Linked DNA regions of Homo sapiens: region 2 is linked to region 1. A link is a loop called in an ENCODE intact Hi-C map of the cell type or tissue named here. Cell type or tissue: mammary epithelial cell. All regions are shown on one strand. Links, peaks and the distances in the headings refer to the core of each region. The heading gives the core; the rest is flanking DNA.

Region 1 (5,372 bases), core at 77-5,076:
CCATGAGCTTGCCTGTGGGAGGGAAGCTGAGGCTGCCGTTGTCCTGTGAGATTTCGCTGGACGATGCTCAGGTGCAGAAGCGAGAGCTGACCCTTCCATTCATTCTTTCGTCCACCCGCAGGCACGTGCGCCTCCCTCTGTGTGCCAAGCGCTGTCCGTGGCATCAGGGCAGATGGAGCAGGGGCCGCCAGACTCGGCTTGAATCTGCTGTGCTGTGGACAGGCCTAGAGAGCTCGGCAGCACTTTCCCTCTAGGAGATGGGAGTGGGCTTATTGTGCTGTGAGGGGGTAAGGAGGCAGGGGAGATCTTGTCTGTGCCAGGCACGTCCTGGGCCCCATGCAGATGACCAGCCTCATTAGTTCGTTATCTGCACTCGCTCATGCAGCCTCACCTCTGTGTGTGGCAGAGGACCCTGGCCTTTAACATTCCTGCCGTCTTACAGCCCCACCTGCTTCAAAGCTTCCGCACGCTTCTTAACCCCTGGACAGACCTGCAACCCCCGCCTGTGGCCTTGGCTCCCACTTCCAAGACCCTGATGAGTTTTGCTGGGAGGGCCTGGTCGCTGCTTTCTTCTCAGAGGAAAGTGGCCCCTTCCCACCTCACTCAGCCTCCTGCTCCCCTGCCCTGGCCCTGGCCGGCTCACTTCTGGAACAAACTCCTTCCTCCCAGCCTTCCCATCTCTGGTCTCTTCCTGATCTGGATCCTTCTCTCTCTCTCTCTCTTTTTTTTTTTTTTTTTTTTGAGATAGGGGCTCACTCTGTTGCCCAGGCTAGAGTACACTGGTGCAATCACAGCTCATGGCATCCCTGACTTTCCAGGCTCCAGTAATCCTTCCATCTCAGCCTCCCAAGTAGCTGGGGCTACAGGCCCGACTAATATTTGTATTTTTGGTAGAGATGGGGTTTTGCCATGTTGCCAAGGTTGGTCTCCAACTCCTGAGCTCACACTTGAGCTCCACCTGCCTTGGCCTCCCAAAGTGCTGGGATTACAGGCATTAGCCACAGTGCCTGGCGACCCAGATCCCTTTCTACCTGGGGCCAGAGATTTCCTCCTAAATAGAAAACCTGACCCCACCCTGGTCTTTGGGCGAGACACCTCTTTTGCTTTTTCGTAGTTCACAGCTCCTTTCCCAAAGCTCAGTGACTCAAGGGTCAGCTTGGCAATTTTTGCCTTAGCCATGTACCCTCTGTCGTTTTTTTGTTTTTTGTTTTGAGACGGAGTCTCAGTCTGTCACTCAGGCTGGAGTGCAATGGCGTGACCTCAGCTCACTGCAACCTCTGCCTCCCGGGTTCCAGCGATTCTCCTGACTCAGCCTCCCGAGTAGTTGGGATTACAGGCACCCACCACCATGCCCGGCTAATTTTTGTATTTTTAGTAGAGATGGGGTTTTGCCATGTTGGTCAGGCTGCTCTCGAGCTCCTGACCTCAGGTGATCCACGCCCCCCTCGGCCTCCCAAAGTGCTGGGATTATAGGCGTGAGCCACCACGCCTGACCTCCCCCTCTCGTTTTATCTACTTAGCTTTTTCTTGAAAGCCTTGTCCTTTTATCTACTTAGCTGTATCTTGAAAGCGACTCTCTTAAAAATTTAAAATTTAAAAATTTTTAATTTTTTGTGTCTCTGTTACAAAAAGAAAACAGTCTATGGCAAAGATTGCTGGTGTCACCCAGTATCTTTTCATCCCTTCTCACTTTACACAAGATCCCCAATTTTTAGCTAAGCAGACAGTCAAGGCTGCATTTCCCAACCTCCCCTGCAGCCAGGTGTGGCCCTTTGACTAAGTTCTGCATATGTGCAGAAATGGAGTGTGGAACTTCCTAAAAACAGCCTTAAAGGAGGGAGAGGATTGTGCCCTTCAGCATCCCTTTATTCCTTCCTTCTGCCTGGAATGCAAGCATGATAGCTGGAGCACAGGCAGCTATATTGGGTCATGAGGAAGCAATGCAGCAGGATAGAAGGATCCTGGGTTCTTAAAGATTACAGAGCCTCCCTGCTAGCCCTAGAAAGCTTACATCAGGGTTGCCTTTGTATGAGAAAAATAAACCCTCATTGAAGTCACTGTGATTTGGAGACTTCAGACACTTACACAAAGCTAACCTTGATTGAAACACAGTATCACTTGGAATAATCAGGAGGTGGCTATGAAAAGGAATGCAATAAAAAAGTGACATTCTGAAACTCGTCATACACTCCACTGCCTTCCAGGCTCTGAAACTGAGGGCTACTCACTTTGTTTAAGAAGACATTAGTCATCACTAGCCCGAGATGAAATCTCACTTTGTTCAGAGGGACTGACCGATTGTTGAAAAGGGAAAGACGTTCTCACCGTGTGACTCAACACTGTTCAGTGCCAAGTTCCTCACCTCACCATTAACTGGAGTCATTGACTGTCTACACCTGCAGGCTGAACGCACCGCCCCAGGATGAAGTGTGAGTCCTCGGCATCCCAGGGAGGTTAGTGTCCTCCTGCGAAGCTCCAGCCTTGGGGAGTGCCTCCACGTCCAGGCTGGAGCCACCTCCCTACTCCCTCTCCCCAGGGCCTGGCACGGTCAGCCATCATGAGTGTCCCAGCTAGAGTCAACCAGCAGATGATGTTTAGTGCCTCTCTGTGCCTTCAGAAATGCTTCCCACCCTCAGGAATTCCAATGCCTGCTTCTCTCTCCTGCTACACTCCTACTCATTGCCCATCTCTGCGTAGATGCCCCAGCGGATCACCGTTCAGTCGACATTTACCAGGCACTCCCTGTTCGGGGGTGAGTGTTGGCTATGGAGTTAGCCGCCAGGAGCCTGCCTCCTGCTGACTGGGCGATCTGGGCAAGTTATTTAGCTTCTCCGCCTCAGTCCTTCCTATCTGTAAAATGGGGATAGGAATGGCACCTTCCTCAAGGGTGTTGGTGAGGGTTAGACCAGTCGATATGCTAAGTGCTTAGAACACATTAACCCCCTGGGACATCTCAGGTGCTGCTGTTGTCTGTCAGGCTAGGAGGCTAAGGGATCTGCTTTCATGGGGGGGATGGAGTGACCTTCTAGAACCTGCTGCAGATAGAGCTTCAGCTTCACCCTCTGTATTAAGCATGCCCCATGGGGGTATGGGTTGGATGGTGGTCGACTTACTTTTTTACTGGCCCTTCTTCCTTATAGCCTGGGGACCTGGGATGTCAGGGAAGCCCATATCCTACTCACCTTTGACTTTTTTTTTTTTTTTTTTTTTTTTTTTTTGCAGTGGGGTCCTGCTCTGTCGCCCAGGCTGGAGTGCAGTGGCGCGATCTCAGCTCACTGCAGCTTTCACCTCCTGGGTTCAAGCGATTCTTCTGCCTCAGCCTCCCAAGTAGCAGGGATTACAAGTGCCTGCCACCACACCCAGCTAATTTTGATGGGTTTTTGTTTGTTTTTGTTTTTTTGAGACAGTCTTGCTCTGCCTCCCAGGCTGGAGTGTAGTGGCGCAATCTCAGCTCACTGCAACCTCTGCCTCCCAGGTTCAAGAGATTCTCCTGCCTCAGCCTCCTGAGTAACTGGGATTACAGGTGCCCGCCACCATGCCCGGCTAATTTTTGTGTTTTTAGTAGAGATGGGATTTCACCATGTTGACCAGGCTGGTCTCGAACTCCTGACCTCTGGTGATCCACTCACCTCGGCCTCCCAAAGTGCTGGAATTACAGGCATGAGCCACCACGCCCAGCTAATTTTTGTATTTTTAGTAGAAACGGGGTTTCACCATGTTGGCCAGGCTGGTCTCAAACTCCTGACCTCAGGCGATCCGCCCACCTCAGCCTCCCAAAGTGCTGGGATTACAGGCATGAGCTACTGTGCCCGGCTGCCTTTGACTTTTATGTACCCACCAGCAGCCTGGGCACACCAGGTACTTAGGAAACAATACTAATAAAGGAATCCCTGTGAGATACAGGCTGGGTGAAGGGACTAAGGCTGAGACGCTAAGGAGGCCCAGCTCCCAGAATAGCAGAATAGTCAGCATACAAGGCCTGGCCTTCCCATCCAAGCCTGGCTGTGTCCCGACTGCTTTCATATGAAACGACTTCAAGGGGCTTTCTTACTGGTATAGACAAAGTCACTGACATGCATTCGTGCATAAGTTCAGGTGCAAAGTGGAGCCCAGACCTTGAAGTCACAGACTGGGGTTAGGTCTAGACTCTCCTATGTATTTGCCAGGTGATCTTGGACAAATGTACTCCAAAGGTACACTCTGAGCCTCATTTTCCTCACCTGAGAAATGGACTGATGTTCCAATGATCTGTTTCTGCATGACAAATCACCCCAAAACTGAGTGGCTTAAAACCCCAGTAAGTCTCTTGTGTCTCAGGGCTTCTGTGGGTCAGGAATTCAGGAAGGGCCCCACTGGGTGGTTCTGCCTGACGCTCCGGTATGGGCTTCCTCCCAACATGACAGCCTGAGGACAGCTAAATTGCCCACTTGGTGGCCTGTGAGTCACAAACTCACCCAGGTTCAAAATCAGGAGAATTAGACTCCAGACTTTTTGTTTTTGTTTTTGAGACAGGGTCTCGCTCTGTTGTCCAGGCTGGACTGCAGTGCTGCCATCTCGGCTTGTTGCAACCTCCACCTCCCCACATCTGGCTAATTTTTGTATTTTTTGGTAGAGACAGGGTTTCACTATGTTGTCCAGGCTGTAAACTCTAGACTTTGATGGGGCAGTGGAAAGGTGGAAAATTGGAAAGGTGGAAAAGTGGAAGAGTATATGGGACAGGAGACACTGCTGCAATAACCTTTTGGGAGATACAGTCTGCCACAGATGATAGCTCTCACGTCCACTGGGAGGGTTACGGATGTAAAGCAACTGGAATATCTTTTTTTTTTTTTTAAGAGATGGAGTCTTACTCTGTCACCCAGCCTGGAGTGCAGTGGCGCAATCCTGGCTCACTGCAGCCTCGATCTCCTGGGGTCAAGCAATCCTCCTTCCTCAGCCTCCCAGATAGCTGGGACTACAGGCTTGAGCCACCACATCTGGTGCCTGGAATATCTTACCTGCCCATAAGGGATCTCTGTGGTGACCACAGCTGTCATTGCAGGTTGGCTGTCCACATCTGTCCCTTCTCTTCCTATCCCTCCTCGGTGCAAGTCGCACCCTGTTTATGGCCCATAGGAATCAGCTCACAGGAGACAGTTGGACAAGCCAAGAATCCATTGGTCCACTTGGAGTGGCCAACCATTAGGCCAACCATTAGGCAGAGGGCAGTGAATGGGGCACTGAGCCCAGGCCAGGTGAATGGGGGGAGGCACCTGGGACCAGCAGAGGATGTTACATGGGAGCTGGGCATTCAGAAGAGGCCTCTCCATCAAGCCGAGTGAGCCCGTGGGGCCACGCGCCCCCACCTCCTCCAGGAGAGAGGGATCCATCAT
Region 2 (5,372 bases), core at 232-5,231, 99 kb after region 1:
TTGGAAATTTGGGATTTACTTCAGTTTTTTTCTCTCTTAAGTATCTTAATGTGTAATCGTTAATTACCTACTTTTTTGTCCCCTCTGAAATACCTAATTTAGGCCATGGCCCAAAAGGAAGATATGGAAGAGAGAATCACTACTCTTGAAAAACGCTACCTCGCTGCACAGCGTGAAGCCACATCTGTGCATGACCTCAATGATAAACTTGAAAATGAAATTGCAAATAAAGATTCTATGCATCGACAGGTAATGGATTTTATCGACCTTTGTCTGGCTTTAGTTAATTATTAATGAAGTTAAAGACCCTTTTTCTCTCACTTTCATGTTGGAAATCAAGTCCAAATATCAAGTTTTTATGACCTTAGAATATTATGTTCAAGACATGTGGGAGTTCCTTCAGTTTAGAGGTTTTGATTACGTAGGATTTGATTTAACCAATTTTGTCCTCAGTTTTTTCTTTTGTTGTAATTGAAAGTTAATCTATTGCTTGTTAGCATTTTTACCAAAGGAGCAGAGAGTGGCAAAGAACTTCAAGGCAATTGGCTATTTGTAACTAAGTGGGAGCACTATGATACATGAATAGTATGACAAATGAAGTCTTGGTCGGATGCGGTGGCTCATGCCTGTCATTCTAACACTTCGGGAGGCTGAGGTGGGAAGATCGCTTGAGCCCAGGAATGTGAGAACAGCCTGTCTCTACAGAAAATTAATAAATTAGCCGGGCATGGTGGCATGTGCCTTTAGCCCTAGCTACTCAGGAGGCTAAGGAGGGAGGATGACTTGAGCCCTGGAGTTCAAGGCTTCATTGTGCTATGATTGTGCCACTGGACTCCAGCCTGGGCCACAGAACGAGACCCCGTCTCTAAAATAAAAAATGCGGCCAGGCGCGGTGGCTCACACCTGTAATCCCAGCACTTTGGGAGGCCGAGGCAGGTGGATCATGAGGTCAGGCATTTGAGACCAGCCTGACCAACATGGTGAAACTGCGTCTCTACTAAAAATACAAAAATTAGCTGGGCTTGGTGGCGCGCATCTGTAATCCCAGCTGCTACTCAGGAGGCTGAGGCAGGAGAATCGCTTGAACCCAAGAGGCGGAGGTTGCAGTGAGCCGAGATTGTGCCACTGCACTCCAGCCTGGGTGACACAGCTAGACTCCGTCTCAAAAAAAAAAAAAAGGCAGTGAAGTCTGTAGTAAGAAATTGGGTCTCCTGTGGTTTCGTAAACCATACTTATTCTTGTAATTACGAGTATCACTGTATTCCAGCCTGGGTGACAGAGCAAGACTCTGTCTTTAAACAAACAAAAAAAAAGCTTCTTAAAAGTTATTTAGGAAAAGCAAACACTTTGACAAGAGGTGTTTTGCACATTGAAACCAAGACCAGGAAAGTGGGCATGTACTCCTGGCAGCAAGAAAACCTTACCCAGGCCGGGCACAGTGGCGCACACCTGTAATCCCACCACTTTGGGAGGCTGAGGCGGGTGGATCACTTGAGGTTAGGAGTTCAAGACCAGCCTGGCCAACATGCCGAAGTCCTGTCTCTACTAAAAATACAAAAATTAGCCAGACCTGGTGGCACATGCCTGTAATTGCAGCTACTCAGGAGGCTGAGGCAGGAGAATTGCTTGAACTCAGGAGGTGGAGGTTGCAGTGAGCCAAGATTGTGCCACTGCACTCCAGCCTGGGTGACAAAGCGAGACTATGTCTCAAAAACAAAAACAAAAACAAAAACAAAAACAAAAACCTGACCCAGAAGCAACTCCCATCACTGTAGCTCTTCCATCATGACTCTCTTAGTCTGTATCTGCATTTCAGTTTGTTTCAATCTGTTAAAAACTGATCAGCTAGAAGATTTGTTGCATTTTGATGCTTTGCTCTCATTTTATAGACTGAAGATAAAAACCGCCAGTTACAGGAGCGCTTGGAATTGGCAGAGCAAAAGCTGCAACAGACACTGAGGAAGGCAGAGACGCTCCCGGAGGTGGAGGCGGAGCTGGCCCAGAGGGTGGCAGCGCTTTCCAAGGTAGTGCCATGAGCTTCATTCTGGTTCGGCTGCCAGGCCTGTGACTGTGCCTTGCCTGTGTACCTTGTTTGTCACTGTTCTTATTACATCAGCACCTAAATCCGTGGAAGAGCACGGATTTGGTTTGAGTGCTCTTTCATCTGAGATTGGAACACTTTGTAAATGCCAGACATGATCCTTTTATCCCGAAGTCTACCTTGGTTTTGTGAGCTGTATACTATTTGTCCACGGCATGTGTGATCTGAGAGTTACTGCTTCTTAGAATTGTTTTGGTCACCAGCTTAAGCATAGGATAGAAGTCTCTGTAAAAGAAGGGTAGTTTTTCTCAGAAATAGGAAGATGCCGTTCTTTTAAAAACACCATCAAGATAAATTCTTCATAAACACATTTTTAAGTAATTTTATTATTTTGAAATTACTTAAAAATGTATTTTTAAGTAATATTTATTATTTTGAAATTACTTAAAAATGTGTTTTTAAGTAATATTTATTCATTTGTCCAACAACTGTTGACTAGGCATGTGCAAGACACAGTCCCTCCAAGTTCTCCCCATTCATGAGGGAAGCAGCTAAAGAGGCAAATGCTGTCATAGGTCCTGGGATCGGCGAGTACCCAGGGAGCGCATCACCGGGCACAAACCCAGCCTCTGGGGCGTGGGGAGCCCAGCACTGCAGTGCCAGGCAGGCGAGCAGCAGGAGCTGAGGCCCCTGTCTGTCGTCCTGAGTCTTCTTGCTCAAGCTTTTCAAGCTGCTGGGGAGGGCATCCTTCTGGACCATTCAGATGGTTTTAGGGCTCACACACCTGTTCCTTCTAGCAAGTTTGTTGCTAACAGCTGTAAGAACCTATCCTCCCACTCCATGATCTGCTTTTAAAGTCTCGATTTCTTTTCTCCCCTGTTATCTTTCCTGTCCCTTGTCGGCTTTGTAGTCTGACCTTTTGTCTTCTGGGAGCTCTGCTGCTAAGGAAGCTAAACTGTTGGAACTTACTTCCAAGCTTAGGAAGGTAGAATGGGTGCACTGCTCCTTGCTTGTGCTTGCCGCTGCTTTCTGCTTTCCATGCTTACTAACCAGAAGCAGTCCAAGGATGGGAGAATCACGACTCCATTGAGATTGGGCATAGGGGTTGGGGGGAAAACACCCAGTCAGTCGCCAGCAGCAGCCATGCTTCAGAATCACCAACACAAGAGGGCTAGCCACCTCATGGCCCAGCACGTGAAGCCCCGTAGGCTGTGTTGATGGATGAGTACATGCTTTCCATTTAGTATGGCGGAGCAGCCCACGCAGAGCATGTTGTGCCTGTTGCCACTGCAGTGGTATGCAGCATGTCGTTAATGAAGTGTAAGGATGACGTCAGCGTACGCTGTTTCTGCTGACAGGCTGAAGAGAGACACGGCAACATTGAAGAAAGGTTACGACAGATGGAAGCACAGTTGGAGGAGAAGAATCAAGAACTGCAGCGGGTGAGCATGCAGCCCTGAGGGTGGGGGCGCTGAGTGGGTGCTGCAAGGTCATTGCTCGGCTGTGGGGAGCTCAGGGCCTCCCACCCCTGACTGAGATGTTGGTCCTCCAGCTCAGTTCTGGTCGCGTGCATTTGTTTTGCACCCTCATCTGTGAGTCGCCTGCTAATGCGTACATCCCACACAGTAGTTGTTTTCAGTCAGTATTGGGAGCTGCGGAAGAAATTTGAGATCCTAGGCAGTACTTCAGGTGTCCAAAAATGCTTCTTGCTTGTCTAGCGGCCTATCAGGGGAACTGTTCTAGGTAGCTGTGGTACCGGCGTGGCCCCCCTACCCCCTGCAAATGTAGAGGCAGGTCCATTGTCCTGAATGACTAGTCCACTTTTCTAGGATATGGCACTGAATTCCCACATGCAGGTCAGAGGCCTGACCTCTGTCCCAGGTTAAAATACTCCAAACATAATGGCGTGTTGGAATGAATGTTTCTAAGCAAGAGCAACACCGTAATTGAGCTACAATAAAAAGCACTAGGAAGGAGTGTGGCAGTGGAGACTTCTGTCCATTGAATCCTAAGATTGTTTTCCTGAAAGAGTTGGGTGGATGTCAATATGGAACATCCAGGAAAAAGATATAGCAAGAGCAGTCCCAGGGCCAGCTGGTACCAGGCCTGGGGTTTGGGGTAGATTTCTCTTTAACAAGTAGGTGGAGAAAGGAAGCATGCAGCGTCTAATTTTAGAACTCTTGCACCGTCACATCAGCCCACTTTATAACATTAATTTAAGGCTACTAGATTTTGTTTTCACCAGAAATCTGTATTCTTGGCCATGCCCTGCAGAGAATCAAAGGAGCTTCTGGGAAACGACGATTCCGACTCCCAGTGAGAGGGTGCATTTTAGGCAGTCCCCACCTCCCCTTCCAAAATGCACACTCATGCTCACAGACACAACAGTGAACTTTAAGCTGTGTTCTTTAAAAATTATTTAAATGCTGACGGAAAATAAGCACAAAGAAGGATATTGTTTCTTTCCCAAGAGGAAGTATGCGATACTCCGTATGGCACATGATGTGCTGGACCCTTTCAGGTAATGATAGTTGCTACATGTTAGACCTTATGAGAAAAGGAGAGGTCACTACCCATGTTTTCCCAGTGCAGAAATTGGGCGCACGGGGTTCGAATGCACTGCTGATGGCGCGGTCTCATGGCTGTCTCCTCCTGCCTGGGCAGCATGACTCGGGTGCACGTCGTAACCCCGTGCCATTGCCTCCTGCCTGGGAGGAGCCCCCTGAGCACTGCAAGGGCACTTGGGCGATGAGGGCATGGAGGTGCCACCTGGACAGGTGCCACCTACTGACACTTCCTGTCCCTTTCTGCCTGTCATTTGAGAAACAAAGGTTTTAAACCATGAATTTGATTATGGTTTTATAAAATAATAGACATGTCAGTTTTGTTACTACATATTAAAATTACTTAAGGTAATTATTTATAATTTTTGAATGTAAATTTCCATTACGAGAAATTTAAGCAACATAAAGATATAAAGAAAAAATATGAAGGTCTCTCTAGCACAATTTTTTTTTCCAAAACAAACTTTTTAACTTTTTTGCTTTGTAAATTAAGTTCACCCTTCCTCCCCAAATCCAGACCCAAGCTTTTAGTTACACAAGGGGAAATTCCTCTACCAGCGTGGAGACAGGCTCATCCTCTAAATATCTGCTATAAATCTGCTCCTTAAGTCCCTCTGACAGTTAACAACTAGTGACATTCCTGAGGAGTCCTGTGGCAGGAGCAGTGGGACCTTCTAGTTAATGACCTTTCCAAGACTTGTCCCGTGCTCCCTGTGTCCATGAGTTGGTTCTGGTCACCATGCAAAAGTCCACTCAAGATGGCAGTG

Evidence for each region. Hi-C counts contacts between places; a loop is a spot of excess contacts. Peaks named below come from ENCODE experiments on the same cell type or tissue, not always from the same donor. Only the 100,000 strongest peaks of a DNase experiment are listed, where the experiment ranks them.
Region 2: a loop joins it to region 1, with 4 times the contacts of the local background. A loop is called at or near these places in 1 of 110 quality-filtered maps.

The regions. Positions count from the first base shown.
Region 1 is chr11:70,231,338-70,236,709 of GRCh38, forward strand. No RefSeq gene overlaps it. Among named protein-coding and RNA genes, the nearest start is that of FADD, 31 kb to the left of the region's middle. In mammary epithelial cell, for the core only: no CTCF peak of the experiment used is centred there; a DNase peak (open chromatin) is centred at 2,324; H3K27ac peaks cover 1,368 bases; H3K27me3 peaks cover 100 bases.
Region 2 is chr11:70,330,071-70,335,442 of GRCh38, forward strand. It overlaps PPFIA1 (PPFI scaffold protein A1), which reads left to right. Exons shown (of 28, transcript NM_003626.5): 8 at 103-249; 9 at 1,890-2,024; 10 at 3,400-3,483. Among named protein-coding and RNA genes, the nearest start is that of MIR548K, 49 kb to the left of the region's middle. In mammary epithelial cell, for the core only: no CTCF peak of the experiment used is centred there; no DNase peak of the experiment used is centred there.